Regions from separate parts of the Mus musculus genome. Here regions 1, 2 and 4 are each linked to region 3. Evidence: chromatin loops called from intact Hi-C (ENCODE). Cell type or tissue: heart. All regions are shown on one strand. Region 1 has its middle 25 kb from the start of Ptma. Region 2 has its middle 6.3 kb from the start of Ptma. Region 3 holds the start of Gm32700 (a long non-coding RNA gene). Region 4 holds the start of Pde6d (phosphodiesterase 6D, cGMP-specific, rod, delta).

Region 1 (4,000 bases), 61 kb after region 3:
TGAAATGGTGTTTGGGATAGAAAATCCAGGGCCTTGCACATGCTAGGCAAGCCCTCTACCTGGGTCCTGTTTTGTTTTGTTTTGTTTTGTTTTGTTTTGTTTTGTTTTGAGACTGGGTCTCATGTTGTCCAAGCTGACCTCATACTATGTAGCTGAAGATGACCTTAAACTTCTGATTATCTTGCCACCACCTCCCAAATGCTGAGACTATATAGACCTGTTCTACAGGTCCAGATTATGTGGTACTAGGGAGTCAAACTCAGACCTGCATTTAAACACTTTACTAACTAAGCTGTATCTCCGGGTCTCTACCTAGGACTTTTGAGACAGGATCTTAGTGATTCCTTCAATCATCTTAATGGCAGTACAAGGCCAAAGAACCAAGGGTGAGCTCCTCAGAGCTTCAGGAATCTGGGGGTCCCAGCCTCATTGAATTTCTCTCCCTGATCACATTTAGAGGTGCTTGCTGCATGTTCTTTGTGATGCCAAGGCTCCCAAGAAAGTCACCCTTCTCAGGCCTGGTTCTTGCTAGGTATCCTCATTCAGAGTCTCGTATGTAGGGGCTGACAACAGATGGGTTCCTGTTTCCACACACCCCTCTTCCACTCCTCTGACTGAAGGGGACAGAGGGCTCCCCCAGGTGGCCAAATATGCCAAGGCTGGAAGCTGGAGAGAACTTGCTTCAGACTTCTGGCCCCTTCACTCCCCTAAGTACCTGGGCTTACCCAGAGCAGCTTGGATATTAGGAAGTCAAGTCTGTGTTTGTTGTCTGCATGGAGCAAAGGAGACAGCAACCCAGGAACTGTACATCGTTCTCAGCTCGGGAAACTGCTGCTAGTCCCAGAGCTGCAGGAATCGGTCTTATATGTGGCTATGGGTCACAGGACACAGAGACATGAGCATGGGAAGCACAGGGCAGAGCCCAGTGAGAATGGCCACGTTCAACCCAAGGCTCTCATCCTTCATTCTTATGTTTTTGGGGATTAAACCCCAGGTCTCACACATACTAGGCAAATACATTTCCACTGCACTGTATCTCTAGACCTTTTTAATGACTGTAGAGACAGGGTCTTGAATTAGTGATCCTTGTATAGTCCAGTTTTGAATCAGTGATCCTTCTGACTCAGACTCCCAAGTACCTAGGATTACTGGCCTGTACTAGCTCTAGGCTCAGCTCTTTTCCTTCCTTCCTTCCTTCCTTCCTTCCTTCCTTCCTTCCTTCCTTCCTTCCTTCCTTCTTCTATTTATTTATTTATTTTTATTCACGCTATTTTCTAGGCTGACCTGGCCTGGAATTCACTTTGTAACCCAGGCTGACCTTGAACTCCAGATCCTCTTACCTCAGCCTCCCAAGTGCTGGGATCAGAGGCATGTACCACCCACCACACCTGGCTCGACTTCCAGGAGACATGCACTCTGGTTTCTCCAACTAGCAAGTGAGGCAGCAGATAAAAGCAGTTGAACTCCTTGTCTAAGAACTCCCAGAACCTGGCTCAGGCTTCCCTTCACGGCAGCTTACTATCAATCACGGGCAAACAGACTAAACAACCAGGAGACTGGGCAGATGTCTAAACTCACAAATAAGGGCATATGCCTTGAACTCCCTATCCTGGGAGCATGTCCAGCAGGTGCCCAGGAGGAATAGAGTGTGAACAATGACAGGCCAGTCACATCTAACACATGGTACCTATGGACTGTGAGGGTAAGGGAGAAAGCCAGCCTCCGTCTGTCACCAGCAGGGGGCGGGCAAGAAGATTTAGGACTTAGGTGTTGGTCTTCCTAGACCCCCTAGAACCAATGGCAATCTATTGGATCTGTTCCAGTGACAGGCTTGCAGGCCTCATTCAGCTTCCTGGCAGGGCAGGCAGGCCTCAGCATTCTCAGACTCAGGTTCCTGCCTGGTAACAGGCTCAGAGGCTGGGGACAGACACATGGATGCTGGCTTGATCACACACAGCTCCACCCACACGAACATCTTCTGAAGGCGGAATCTGCTGCTGCCATCTGTTCCGTGCAGACACAGTTGAACACTTGGCCTCCTGTGCACGGGGAACAGTTCACACAAGTACATATGTGCACAAGTGTGCCTGTGTCACACACACACACACACACACACACACACACACACACACACACACACTAAAGGGGATCTTGGTGAAAAGGGAGGTGAAAAGCCATGCTGATCCAAGAGCCTGTAGGGCCACAGCTCTGGAATCTCCCTCCTCTAGAGTGGCAGACTGCCAGGTAACCTCCTACCTTCCCTACCCTGAGGCTGTCTTCTGAACTCAGTCTGAAGATTGCTAAGGCCTGCAATGCCCAAAATGACCACCAGGGGGCGGTTGAGCATTGAAAAAATCCGGCCAGTTCAGCCTCCATCCAAAAACCTTACTCCACTAGACATGTCTAAAAGCGCACTAACCCCAATGTTGTGACAGAGAAGGAAGGTGGAGGAGGAAAGATGGCTAGGAGGCTGAGGGAAGCACATACGTACAGACTGGAGACATTGACAGACTCGAGACCTTCATTTTAGGTATTTTGAAATAGTCTTTTTTAGTCCATCCTGGCTTCAAGGATCCTGGTCCTCCGATCTCTGCCATCTAAATGCTTGGATCACAGGAGTGCACCTCAGCGCACAGTTCAGAGCATTTTATTAGAGAAGGGACAAGATATAGTTTTCATTTCATCCTGGCTACAGTGTGTGTTAGGTAATGTTGGTGCTCAAGACATGGTTCAATAATAATCCCGTGGCACCTGGGAGGAGAGAGCCTTGAGAAGCTAGGGGAGGCAAACTGGAGGGACGTGGGGGGGGGGGGGGGGGGAAGACGGGCATTTCTGCCAGAGCTTAGAGGCGGAAGGAGAGCGGAGAGCGCTGCGGGTGGGGTAGGGGCGTGATGTGTGCAGCGTCTAGACCTGTCATCCGGGCACCCTGGAAAGAGCCCCTTCCCTCTGCCCCACCACTTAACCTAGAGGGCATGGAAATGGTGTGAGGAGCCCAAACCCCGGCTTCCTTCTGTTAGGGTTGAGGGGCTCAGGGATTATTCATGGGACTTGGCTTAGTTCTTACTGGCACCCTCTCCCTCTGAGATAGGTCAGGCGCTGAGGCCCACCCTGGCTGGCTGGCTGGCTGCTGGGCTCTGGCTCCTCGCATGCGTCTGGGCTCTGGTAACCTATGCATACTTGAGCACATTGCAGGCTTTCCCTTTAACAAAGATCCCTCCTCAGGATCCCACTTAATCTTCACAGCAGCCTGGAACACAACCCCACATCTCACTCACAGCTGAGGAACCACAGCCTTAAGGGGCTTGTGTGTGGCTAGACAGGCATACACATCTTATGCATGGAGTAGCCCTGGGGTTTAAAAAGAGCCTATTTGCTCTTACCCTCTTGCTCCCTCCCTCCCCATTCCCTTCCCCCCTCAGCACGTGGTCACGGCAAGCCTCTACTATTCTACTCTCTCCTCTGCCTCTACTAGCCTTTTAACTCCCCTCCGATGACCTGAATAAACTCTATTCTATACCAAAAAAAAAAAAAAAAAAGGCGTATTTTTTACAAATATTTACACACACACACCCACTATAGAGACCATGTTTAGAGGACAATTTCTGAGTTCTCTAACTTCATTATATGAGTGAGTCCTGGGGATCTAACTCACCAATTTGAGTCTCCCTGGCCTTCTCTTTCTTCAAGGAGTTTTGGTATAAAGTTCCTCCCCGACCGACCTCCACCCCTGCACCATCAGGCCCTTGGTGGCCAGCTGTGGAGAAACTGCCTGCCTCTAGTGGATTATGATCCCTGTACAAGAGGACTCTAGAGGACTGGTCACCAAGCCTGCAAGGTACCCTGACCTGAGTCCAGTTTTAGGTTCCTACCGGGAAGGGGGGGATGGTGTACGGGGAGAAGAGGGGAACCAGCAAGACCGGGCCCTGGGGCTCTTGAAGGATGGGGGTGGAATGGGACGTGCCTGGGCAGACGAAGTGGGGACAAAGAGGGCCCCAGCACA
Region 2 (4,000 bases), 92 kb after region 3:
GGGCATTGGGAGAGGTTCTTTACTGTTGTGACACCAACATTTCTTCCTGAGACTTAGGCCACTAGTCCCAGGCATAAACTGGAGAGATGTGCTGTACACAGAGCCCTTGGTGGCACAGGCCAAGTCATCTTGTTCCAAGTTGTGAGTCTTCTGGCTGCTGTCCATGTAATTAGTATACTGTTTAGTGGCTCCTAGTGTTAGCTCGCCTGCCAAGCCTGTAGGTCCTGAAGGGTCTATGCCCATGACTAACCTGGGCAAGCTCTAGCTTTACAGTGACTGTTCAAGTCCCTTACAGGCACTGCAGGAGGGTGGGCGACTTGTTCTTTAGAAGAGTAAGAAGAGCATCCTGTAGGGGTGCTTTGCTACCTTGAGGGGTTGGAGTCCAAGAATGTGAGTCCTTGAATGTGAATCGCTTTAGCTACTGAATCTAAAGGTTGGGGAGAGTTTACAGACTGGGCTGGCTGAATTTATGGAGAATGGGTTTTCCTAGTTTGCTCATGCCCAGGAATTTCAGGTATTGGTGGGTGGGTGAACTGCAGGGAATGGAGACTGAAGAACGTTGGCCACAGTTTTTTGATGAGTACTGAGTTACACAGGCAGTCTGGGCTGAGTTCCCAGGACCACAAAGATTATACCTAGGAGTAGAAACTAGTGAGCATTTAAAATTTAGCATGGCATTGCATATCTTTAACTGGGGGGCAGAGGTAGGATGCATTTTGAGGTGAGCTTGGTCTACAGTTCCGAGTTCTAGAACAACTAATGCTATACAGAAACCTGCCTCAAAAAACAACCAAACACAATCTCAGACCCTGGATCCCACTAAAGACGGGAAAGAAGTGGAACCTTCCCTGGGAAGGGAGATGGGGAAATGTGGAGTTGACGCAGTGCACAGGGAGAGCAAAGGCTGGAGAAGGGTGGGAGAGAAATGGGTTCATATACAAGGACCTGCCCCTGTTGTCTACCCCCTTATACCTGGAAGCCCCGACCTTTCCTCGTCTTCCCTCCTTGGTGCAGAGAGGACTTAGTGTGCTGTGGTTGTAACTTAGCTCTGCATATTGCCCGGGCTGTTCAAACTCCCGGATCAAAGTCTGGGGCTTCAGTAGAAATCTGGGCCTAATCATCTCTGTGCTGGCTCATCCCCGGACAGTCGGTCAACCTTGGGGTCAACCTTGGTATGTTCCCAGAAACACCTGGGTCTAGGAGTGGGCGGTCTCTAAAGCCGGGGAGGGGCTGTGAGCTCCACTTGTAACAGCTGTGCATGGAGCTAGTCGCGGCTAATCCTGTTTTCTGAGGCTGCAGCCCTGTGGACAATATAGACTTGGTAGCCATGTAAATAGGCAGCCAGTGAGTGAATCTTGTTGAGCCTTAATCTTCTGGAGAATGGGGACAATAGCATGAATGACTGTTGACTTCCTAGTATCCTGAGTCAGACACCCAGATCCTGAGCCTACATCCTATTCAAGCTGTTGAGTCCTTATTTCTCTAACGATTAGCTCTGGGAACTACCACCCTTATCGGAGTATACTTTCACCCGGTCCTTAGCCTAGCACACAATTAACTGCTTGGGGACATTTCCAAATTGTTTAGGGTCACCAAGATTCTACTGCTGGCTTTGCCGATACCCAGAAAGGGACTCTGGAAGATTCGTGAGCGATGGGCGCCCTCTGGTGGTTACAGGGCTGTAGAGACACAAGATTTGTTAGGCTTAGGAAAGAGCCCTTCAAAGGGCTGGGTCCAGGGGAGGAGCCTCTGTTGCTGTGGAGTTAGTGTCATTTCCTATGCTATCTCCTCAGGACAGCCAACCCCAAGGACCTGGTCCTTTATTTTTCTGGAGGGGAGACTTTCCCCAGACGTAAAGCTGAAGTCCCAAGAGGTACCTCTAGTATTATGGGTCCTGAGCGGCCCTCGGGGACCACAGGGGACCAACATCGCAATTACATGCCATGTTGCCAGCAGTGTACATGTGTGTACATTGCCCTCCTGGGGTCACCCCAACTTTATCTGGATTGTCAATACCTATGTCCTAGAAATGGGCCAGCCTTGCCTGCTTCACCTCTCTGTGGTCCCCTCCTGGTGGAATTTTTTTCTCATGGAGATAGAAGCCCTGTGCCCAGTTTTTTGTTTTTTGTTTAGTTTGGTTTTTTGTTTTGTTTTTGTTTTTTAGGTTTTTTTATTTATTATATGTAAATATGTCTTCAGCTACCCCAGAAGAAGGCATCAGATCTTATTACGGATGGTTGTGAGCCACCATGTGGTTGCTGGGATTTGAACTCAGGACCTTTGGAAGAGCAGTCAGTGCTCTTGACCGTTGAGCCATCTTTCCAACCCCCGTGCCCAGTTTTATTTGCGGCTTCTCTCAGTCTGGTCTGGTCTCACAGGCCTGGTCTCCTCTGACAAATGTATATAGCAGCCAAGTCCTGATACAGTGTATTCCAGTTTTGCACCAAGGCCAGCTTGTCTTCACCACAAGAATAGGGACAGCCAGGGAAGGGTGCAAGGCTGTCACCTGAGACCCTCCTCTCAGGATACCTTAGTCTTGGCTGCATTGTAGGAATTATAGATGTGTAGCTTGGGAAATAGCTGAAAGGGGTTAAGGCCATCTGATCCACTGTGCTCATGTACTGGGTGAATAGTATGCAAGTACATTACCCGGAGAATGCTGCCAGCTGGTGGCTGGTATGGATCCCATGAAGTTCTTAGCATAAGAGATCCAGCTTGGAGCATGCGTGCCCAGAGGCTCTTCGTCAGAACTGCTCCCATAGTAACAAGGAATGCCAGCTGGTCACTTGAGACACTCCATCCTTTCGGTGAGAACCGCCTGAAATAGTGTTTGCTTTCCCTCCTGGAGAAGGTTCCTCCTATAACTGTCAGGCCAGATAGAGGTAGAACATTAGACTTTAGACTTAGACTTGGTCCTGTCTGGACTGAGTGATTCAATGTTGGCACATGACCCAAGACACGGAGGGAGCCCTGGTATATATACAGATGTTTTGCCTGTATATTTGTCTGTAGTACCTCTAGAGGCCAGAAGAGGGCATTAGATTATCCCAGAACTGGAGTTACAGATGGTTGTGAGCAGAAGTGTGGGTGCTGAGAATCCCAGCCCTCTGGAAAAGCAGCAGCCAGTGCTCTTAAGTACTGAGCCATCTCTTCAGACCTAATGTATTCATTTTTTTAAGAGTTGTTTTTTTTTAAGATTTATTTATTTATTATATGTAAGTACATTGCAGCTATCAGACACTCCAGAAGAGGGAGTCAGATCTCATTACGGATGGTTGTGAGCCACCATGTGGTTGCTGGGATTTGAACTCAGGACCTTCAGAAGACCAGTCGGGTGCTCTTACCCACTGAGCCATCTCACCAGCCCTAATGTATTCATTTTTAAGCAGTTATTTTTATTTTATTCTTTCTTCAAAAATATTGGGTTTTTTTGTTTTTGTTTGTTTGTTTGTTTGTTTTTTGTTTTGTTTTTTGTTTTTTTTTTTTTCGAGACAGGGTTTCTCTGTGTAGTCCTGGCTGCCCTGGAACTCACTTTGTAGACCAGGCTGGCCTCAAACTCAGAAATCTGCCTGCCTCTGCCTCCCGATTTTTTTTTTTTTCCTTTTAAAAAAGCTGGGCTACTGCCTTTAATCCCAGAACTATGGAGGCAGAGAAAGTGGAATACTGATTTCTAGGCCAGCCTGGACTACAGAGTGACTTCCAGGACAGCCAGAGCTACACAGAGGAAACCCTGTCTTGAAAAACAAACAACAGCCAGGCGGTGGTGGCACACGCCTTTAATCCCAGCACTTGGGAGGCAGAGGCAGGTGGATTTCTGAGTTTGAGGCCAGCCTGGTCTACAGAGTGAGTTCCAGGACAGCCAGGGCTACACAGAGAAACCCTGTCTCGAAAAAAAAAAAAAAAAAAGAAAGAAAGAAAAACAAGCAACAATATCAAAAAAGACAGACAAAGGCTGCTTGAGAAAGGCAACACAAGGTAAGGTAGAGGACATTTTCTCTGG
Region 3 (4,000 bases):
GGGAGAGGAAGGTGGATCTCTGTGAGTTTGAGGCCAGCCTGGTCTACATAGCAAATTCCACACCAACTGCAGACATCGATCTCAAAAACAAAAAAGAGGTAGAGAGATGGGTCAGCAGTTAAGAGCACTGGCTGCTTTTCCAGAGGGCCCTGTTTCCATGTACAGCATACATGATGGTTCGCAACTGTCTGAAACTCCATTTGTTTCATGGGATCTGATGCCCTCTTCTGGCCTCTGTGGGAGTCAGGTACCCATATGGTACACAGGCATAGACATGCAGGCAAAACACCAACACATAGAAAGGAAGGGGACCAAGGAGATGATTCAGCTGGTAAAAATCATTTGGCAACCTAAGTGTGATCTCCAGAACCCATAGAAAAAGCTGGATGGGGTGGCTTGAATCTGTAATTCCAGCCCTCCTGCTGGGAGATGGGAGGTGGTACAGTATCTCTCATCAAAGGAAAGCTCACATCCAAAGGGCAGGGGCAAAAACAAGACAGACATTGCCTCAAAAGCAAGGTGGAAGCCCAGGTATGGTGGCACAGGCCTTTAATACTCAGAAGAGGCAAGAAGATCTCTGAGTTCCAGGCCAGCCAAGACTACAACAGACCCTGTCTCCAAGCAGCATCAGGGGCTCTGGAGGACAGAGCTGCTCAAGGGCCCCAGAGAAAACCACCACCGTCCAACAGATGTAGGAATCGGGGCAAAAGGCAAGTCGCCCTTGAGCTAAGCTAGAGCAAGATTTTGATTGGGAGTAGAAGATACATCCCAAGCTAAAACAAGGATGGGAAGGAAGACGCAGACAGAGGACCAAAGGGCTGAAACGGAGTCCTTGGATACAGTGAAAATTGGACTTAGAGGTTATAAGAAACACCAGGAGGCTCTACCAGGGACTGTCCACCACAGCTGAATTAGGACAGGTGAGTCTTTTGAGAGAAGGACTTTGCCTCCTCCTAGCTGAGGGACTCTGGTCCAGTTATTTAGCTCTTGAAGCTTCCAGCTTGTGTCCTCTACAAAGTGTGGATAATGGCAGAGGTACCTAAAGAATCTTGGGATGAATCATTGAGATAGCACTCACTTAGTGGAGGGTTATTACAGAGTTACTGCGAGGAGCAACTAGGAAATGTTAACGGTGATGATTCTGTTGGATCTACCAGCAGGAAGCGCTGAAGGCTTCCCTCCAAGGTAGAGGGATGAATACCGCAGAAGTGCTGAGAATGGGCAGATGGCCAGAGGCCACAGGCAGATAGGAAACTATTTTATCCAGGCAAGCAGAGGAGGGCAGCTGTTTTTAGAACCAAAGGGATACAAGAATCCAGATAGCTCTGAGCTTTCTAGCCTGGGAGAGTTATCTGAGAGAGATGGGCTATGGGAAGTGACTGGCTAGCTGATGAGGTGGGGGCAGGGACAGCCAAGCAGGAGAGGGACAGGAGCAGAATCAGGAGGAAAGGCTCAATTACAGAGGTGTTTGGGGCAACAGGGAGATGTTCTCAGCGTGAAGCAGGGGTGGGGGAGGCAGAGGTTGGGCCTTGAACGCACACAGTGGAATCAGCTGGCAAATCTCCCTCGAGAGTGGCAATCACCCTGAGTCTGACTCCGAAGTGACTCACCACTCACAGAAAGGAGGCATAATCACTTAGGCTAAACCCTACTAGGTGCTTTAGGTGTGTCTGACACTGTGGCAAGCCATTACAAGCATTTAGTGTTCAAAAGCCCTAGATACTGTTACCATCTAAATCCCATACAGTAGACTGGAGAAGTCAGAATCAATAAGGCTGACGTTAGTCCAGAACTTGAGCAGGTACAGAGATCTGGGTTTCTTTCTGTTCTGATTGGCTGACGCCTGTCCTACTGGTTATTCAGTGTTTTGAACGTTGCCTTGGTTACACAGCTGGATGAAGGCGGTAGAATCCAAACCACCCCTGAACAAGACAAAATGATTCCCTGTCTTATTGCCGTCCCGCCCAGAGGCAGCAACCTTTGTAAACTGTAAAGCCCATTATAAATAGCAAGTTCACTGATCTTGGTGACGCTGCTCTGGGGAGCCAGCATTCTTTCGGTCTGCTCGAGAGAAAACCGAGGCACAAGGGACGTGGTCAATGGAGCCCTACTGTGCTTGAAGCCCTCCAGCATTCACGCATGAGGTTAGCTTTGGCCTCTCTTCAGGGACTGAGTAGACCCTACTATAACTGTCCAGCAGAGGGCGCTACTCCCCTAGCCTTTCCTTCTACTGGCTACACTAACCGCAACTCCACGCCAAACACACTCCCGCCCTTGCACAGAAGAAACCGGAATGGGGGAGGAGGCGGCCCCTAGGACTTTGAGGAGTGATCAGGGAAGAGCCATGGAAGTGAGAATTATTGATCCCTGTCCCAATGAGAGGTAAAGCAGGGCCAAAGGAAAACTGACACCCGCTTTCAGTACCATAAACGCTGGACCCATTTTACTGATGAGTAATTTGAGACTGGACAAAATTAGTTTACACAGGAGGCACGAGAGCGCGCGTACGTGAGACAGAGACAAAAGACAGAGAGCGAATATGAGAATACGGGATACGCTAGGTCAGTTTCAAAGACGGGGGGGGGGGGCTTTGGGGAGAGAACACCAAGAAGGTCAGTTTCAAAGATCACAAGTAAATTACCAACTCGCTGGATCCGATGGGGTCGGGTGCACCTGTCTGTTTCTGTGGTACTGGACCATGAACTGACCAGACAGTCTTCCCGAGAGTGGAGTCTGACCGCAAAACAACTGCAGCCTCTTTTTGTTATTTGATTAGTTTGGGGGGGTTGAGTTTGTTTGTTTTGTTTTGTTTTTTAAGACGAGGTCTCTTGCAGCCTAAGCTAGGCTCAGGCTTTGTCAGGAAGGCTGGCTTTGAATTCCTCGATCCCCCTGCACCCCAAGGTCTGAGATAACGAACCACTACCCAGTTGTTTTTTAATTAAATGTTTTGAAGCCCTGAGTTCCTACTTCTATATCCTCTGCCTCCCAGGAACCGCCCCCTCCTCCTACACACACACACACACACACACACACACACGCACACACCCTCCTCCTACATGCGCGCGCGCGCACACACACACACACACCCTCCTCCTATACACACACACACACACACACACACACACACACACACACGCAGCTTCACTTAGGCAAATCATGGGTTTCTCTGCTTCTAGAAGCAGACTCTAGGCCACCATAGCCACGTGCTGTTGTGTGACCCTTTCTTCCTTCACCCCCCACCCCGCCCAGCGCCCTCACCCCATAATAGGCAGAGGCAGCAGCACAAATAAACAAGAGGACATATATGAACCGAGACCAGTCTCTGCCACCTCCCACCACCGAGTTCAGTTCCTCCATTAAAAAAAAAAAAAAATCCAAATTGGAAAAGGTTTGAGAGTCAACGGGTCCATCTTACACCAACACTTTTCTTTTCTATGGGAGAGGAGGGGTGGTTGTTGGGGCGCTGCCTCTCCAGATCTCAGCCAAATTTACAAGACCAGACTAGGCTGGGCAGCGGCCGGCACGAGAGGGAAACTCTAGCCCGGAGGCGGGAACTGGGCACGTCCCGCTGTGGGAGGCCCGGAGCCGGCATCTCTAAAATTGGGGGGTGGAGGGGGGTGCACTAAAAATCGCTTCTTCAAAGGCTCCCCACCCCCGCCTCCCGCATCTCTGAGGTTCCTGTGTCTAGCCGTGGCGCCCTAACGAGCCTCTTTCATTTCCTCCCTTCGGTCCAACCGTTTCCTTCCTTCTGCCCTGGGAGTTGTAGGCCGCTCGCGTGTCTGGGTGCACGTGCGTGTAAGTGATCATATGCATACTAGAGCGTGTGCGGGCGCGTCGCGCCAGTGCGGGGCCTGTGCGCGCCCCCCACGTGGCCGCTGCGACCCGCTGCTGCGGTTTCGTCCACCCATCAAGAGGCCATGCGCAAGGCCCCGCATGTACCAGCCGGGTACACATCGTGAGCCCGCGGTGCGTGGCGGTACCCGGAGCGTGGTGACTCCGG
Region 4 (4,000 bases), 140 kb after region 3:
TTATCTCAACAGGTTCATGTCAAGAGTAAAAGTGACAAAATCCACAGTTTCCTGCTATATTCGTTTATCCCAAGCAGACAGGGAACTACAGAAGAGTCTGTTACTAAACTTCACTATGGAAAGCCACTGAGGGTTTATCCTGAATGTCAGTGTGTAAGGAGATACAGCCTTCTGTGTTTACAAAGCACAGCAGGGCGACTCACTTTCCAATCCCTGCCAGTTGCAGAGAGCTGTTTCTTCACTTCTCAACGCACCCTACTTGCTCACACTCAAAAACAAACCCCACAAAACCTCGGTATAGTTTTTACTTGAAGGGTTTTCCTTTTGCACCCAAAACTTCCTGGGTTGGTTTTTCCCCTTGGGGCCACAGAAACCCATGACCCCGTTTATGCTTCCAGTCTATCCGTTCACCACTGTTCACACAGTGGTACGTGGTTCTTGTGGTGTTGTTTTTGATTCATTCTTTTTTTGGAGTCAGCCTAGATTGGTCTTGAACACATGACAATCTCTTGCTTCAGTCACCAAGTGCTGGGGTTATAACCATGATTTAATCATGCCTTGTATGAATTCTAGAATTTACGTTCACCTTAGTTTCTAACCATAGCCAAGCAATTAGATATTGGAAGATGTGAAACAGGTCTTGAGACAATGCAACAGGTTGTTCAGAGAACCAGTTTAGGGAAGCCTAAACCTCCAGAGGCAGGAGCTGGGTAAATGATGGTTACATCCCACAAAGGGAGGCACTTAGGAATATTCCATATTGTACAGCAGAGATTAAGGTCAACAGAATGTAAAACTGGAATATATTTCATCTGCATTTTATGGTGACAAATAGTCCATCAAAACACACAGCTTCTAGCTGAAGGTGCTGGCCACACCCTGAGTTCTAACAGTTCCAGCACTCAGGAGGCAGAGACAGGTAGACAGCCTGGTCTACACATCAAGTTCTGGGTCAGCCAGAGCTACACTGTATGACCCTGTCTCCAAAATAAAACAAACGCTTCGAAGTTTTCTCTCTCTATATAAAGAGGTTGCAAAAGTCACAGTGTAGCTACAACAGGCCTGAAGCAATGGTTTCTTTTCCTCCTCTGGCTTCTCACTTTCTTCCTTTTTGAAGCAGGGTCTCCTATAACTAAGGCTGGTCTTGAACTCTATGAAACTCTGAGGATGACCTGAATTCTGGATCCCCCTGCTTCCATCTCCCAAGTACTGGGATCACAGGCATTCAACACCAAGTCCACCGAAACAACGAATTCTGATATCATATGGTGTCCTCAACACAATCAAGTAATTGTGAACAGCTTCACCATAATAAAGCGTTAACCTCAGCAATGCCAAAGATAATTTTGCCGGGAGTCGGTTCAAAACCAAAGTACCTCATGCATCTCACACACCTCCTATTTCTCATCTCGCTGGAAAGAGAACTTGAGATGTTAATGCTCCAAAGGCCAACAAAGTGTTAAGATGGGGTCCGTCTTTAATTTCTCTTTCCCCACCTCTCCACTACTCCAGCCCTATAAGAAGCCACAAGTGAGGAAGAAAAGTTGTGAAAACAAGACGGATGTGTGTGTGGTGGGGTGGGATGGGGTACATTATCCCCCACATACAAGGTCACTTGCTTGGAGTCACTTTCTCCTGCTCCCACCCTGGGCTTCCCGCCAAAGTCGCTCCTAGGCAGGCTAGGAGGCCAGCTTGCTGCACTCCCTCAGCCTCTGCGTGGGGACTGCAGCCCCCTTCTGGCCTCCCGGCCTTCAGGACCCTAATTTCAAATGGGAACTCTTCTCGCAGTAGCCAGGTCCCGGGGCTCCTCCACCTCCATCCTCCCCCCCGCCCCCCCCCCCCCCCAGGCTCCATCAACGTCCCCTTTCTCCCTCAGGGTGCCCCTGTGCCTGCCTCCCGTTCGCGGTCCCTCCCGGGGGCCCGGCACACAGTTCCTTTCCTGCCCCTTCTCGTAGCCCTTCTTCCCCGGTGCCCACCTGACGCCCCTGCCAAAGCCTGGCTCCTTAGAGCCACGGCCTCCTCCCAGCCCCGCCCCTGCTCCCGGGCGGATACAGTTTGAAGCCTCTCAGGATATCCCTGGCCCGCTCGTCCTTGGCTGACATGATGCGGCGCCTGCCGCCCGCGGCCCTCCCACGCTGGCTCCGCGGGGCCTCGCAGACGGTACCCAGGAACCGAGGACAGCCGCAGCCCGGCCGGACACCTCAGGTGAACAGCGGTGGCGGCCAGACCCGAACCGGCCTCTCCCTCCCCTCAGCTCCCGCTCCTGATCCCTTCTCCTTCCCTCTAGTCGTGGAGCTCCCGCCTTGAAACCAATGACAAGCCAGCCTTGGCGATTGGCATCTTGAGTAGCCAATAGCAACGCTCAGCGGCTTCGCTCGGGGACGGAGAGCGTCAGTGGGAAAGGCCCTCTTGGAGAGTCCCGGAGGACAGAATTTTCTTTCGTGTTGTTGCCTAGAGTTTGTCCCAGAGGAGCGATGGCTTGAAATCTTCAGAGGCGTTTGAGATGCCTGCTCTTGTTGCCGGGCACACTAGTGGTCTGAGACTATGGCAGGCTGCACTGTACAAGGTGGCAGAAACTACATTTCCCAGCATCCCAGAGAGCACAGGCGATCCCAGCGCACCATTAGAGGCCAGGGACTACAAGTCCCAGCATACTATGCGCTCCATCTTTTTAACTTGGGTTCCAGTGTGCCGAGCAGTGTGCACATATTTGAAATCCTCCTATGGGGTTGGTTTCTGAATCCTGTTACTTGAAACCCAGCAGGAAGGTCTTCTTTTACCCCGGAGACGTGACAACCCACCGACAGTTAACTTCTGTTTACATGGAACTCAGGAGTCTGCAAACCATGGTAAGACTGCAAACCACCAACAAAACCACATATTAAGCCACGAGAGATAACAGAACAAAATGACCTCCTCAAATAGTGTTAGTTTATTAGTCTGGAGTTCATTTTTACTTGTTTTGCAGGGTTTATGTTATATTTCTGCTTTGGACTGGGTGAGCTAAAGATTGTTTATACTCAATGTTAGTACAGGAAGACTTAAAAGATTTTGCCAATCCAATCTCTTTATCTTTTGTTTTTAAATATGAGGAAATAGAGACCCGGTGAGGCAGAGACTGGCCAGAGAGCACAGCAAATTGACACAGTTAAAATCTGGCTTTACATCTACTGACCTGTCATCTAGTATCTACACTACACTAGGGAGGTAATATTTTTAGAAGCATGGCAATGTGATTGTTTTTCTCCTTAATGAACAGTTTCTGAACTAGTGTTGAAACACCCAGAAAATAGGAAAGCATTTATTTCATGGATTTCCTGAAAGGAGCTGGTGTGACAGTCCTTTATCCTCAGACTAGATAGGTCTTGCTATTTTTATTTGCTTTTTTGACATTCAAGTTGACATTTAATGATTGTTTTTCCCCCAGAAAGTAGATAAAGTTGGTTTAACCCTCTGTTTCCTTGGAGACGCCTGTGTCCTTCCTCTGGCCTTCTTTCCTGTTCTTGTTCCCACTCCACCCATTTGATCACCCACCCATTTTGTTTGTTTTTCTTCCAAGTAACTCAACAAACCTTGTTTTGGTTTTTGGTTTTGGTTGGGTACTGAATTAAGTAAAAGATAGGCCACTGTTATTCAGAAGATACATAACTGATTAGGGAGATAAGGAGATTCAAGATGGAGTTGACAAGTGGCATAAAAGAAAAGATATCAGAATGCCACAGAGGATTACTTGTTGGCCTTTTAGTCAAGATCAAGTGGAGAATGCCTTAGAGGTTCTGGTGACGTGCCTTTAACAGCTGGCAAAACTTCATGGTGGAAATGACATTTGAACTTAAAGCAGTGGTTCTCAAACTGTGGGTCAAAAATCCCTTTGGCAAACCGCTATCTCCAAAAATGTTTACATTATGATCCATACAGTAGAAACATTACAGTTCTGAAGTAGCAATGAAAATTATTTTAGGGATGGGGGTCACCACAGCATGAGGAATTGGTTTTTTGT

Evidence for each region. Hi-C counts contacts between places; a loop is a spot of excess contacts. Peaks named below come from ENCODE experiments on the same cell type or tissue, not always from the same donor. Only the 100,000 strongest peaks of a DNase experiment are listed, where the experiment ranks them.
Region 1: it touches region 3 in a loop (10-fold over the local background); 24 of 42 quality-filtered maps call a loop at or near these places.
Region 2: it touches region 3 in a loop (7-fold over the local background); 29 of 42 quality-filtered maps call a loop at or near these places.
Region 4: a loop joins it to region 3, with 2.4 times the contacts of the local background. A loop is called at or near these places in 2 of 42 quality-filtered maps.

The regions. Positions count from the first base shown.
Region 1 is chr1:86,499,458-86,503,457 of GRCm38, forward strand. No RefSeq gene overlaps it. Among named protein-coding and RNA genes, the nearest start is that of Ptma, 25 kb to the right of the region's middle. In heart, CTCF peaks have their summits at 643 (motif pointing left), 1,711 (motif pointing right) and 2,331 (motif pointing right); DNase peaks (open chromatin) are centred at 644, 1,914, 2,314 and 3,004; H3K4me3 peaks cover 755 bases; H3K27ac peaks cover 2,510 bases.
Region 2 is chr1:86,530,890-86,534,889 of GRCm38, forward strand. No RefSeq gene overlaps it. Among named protein-coding and RNA genes, the nearest start is that of Ptma, 6.3 kb to the left of the region's middle. In heart, CTCF peaks have their summits at 1,665 (motif pointing left) and 3,028 (motif pointing right); a DNase peak (open chromatin) is centred at 1,682; H3K4me3 peaks cover 1,104 bases; H3K27ac peaks cover 1,349 bases.
Region 3 is chr1:86,438,479-86,442,478 of GRCm38, forward strand. Gm32700 (a long non-coding RNA gene) reads right to left here and starts at 3,047. Exons shown (of 2, transcript XR_387214.2): 1 at 2,642-3,047. In heart, CTCF peaks have their summits at 231 (motif pointing left), 1,189 and 2,182 (motif pointing right); DNase peaks (open chromatin) are centred at 1,413, 2,213, 3,233 and 3,663; H3K4me3 peaks cover 2,885 bases; H3K27ac peaks cover 3,690 bases.
Region 4 is chr1:86,580,248-86,584,247 of GRCm38, forward strand. Pde6d (phosphodiesterase 6D, cGMP-specific, rod, delta) reads right to left here and starts at 2,538. Exons shown (of 5, transcript NM_008801.3): 1 at 2,053-2,538. The coding sequence starts at 2,102. It overlaps Cops7b (COP9 signalosome subunit 7B), which reads left to right and starts at 2,674. Exons shown (of 8, transcript NM_172974.3): 1 at 2,674-2,849. In heart, no CTCF peak of the experiment used is centred here; a DNase peak (open chromatin) is centred at 2,344; H3K4me3 peaks cover 2,077 bases; H3K27ac peaks cover 1,816 bases.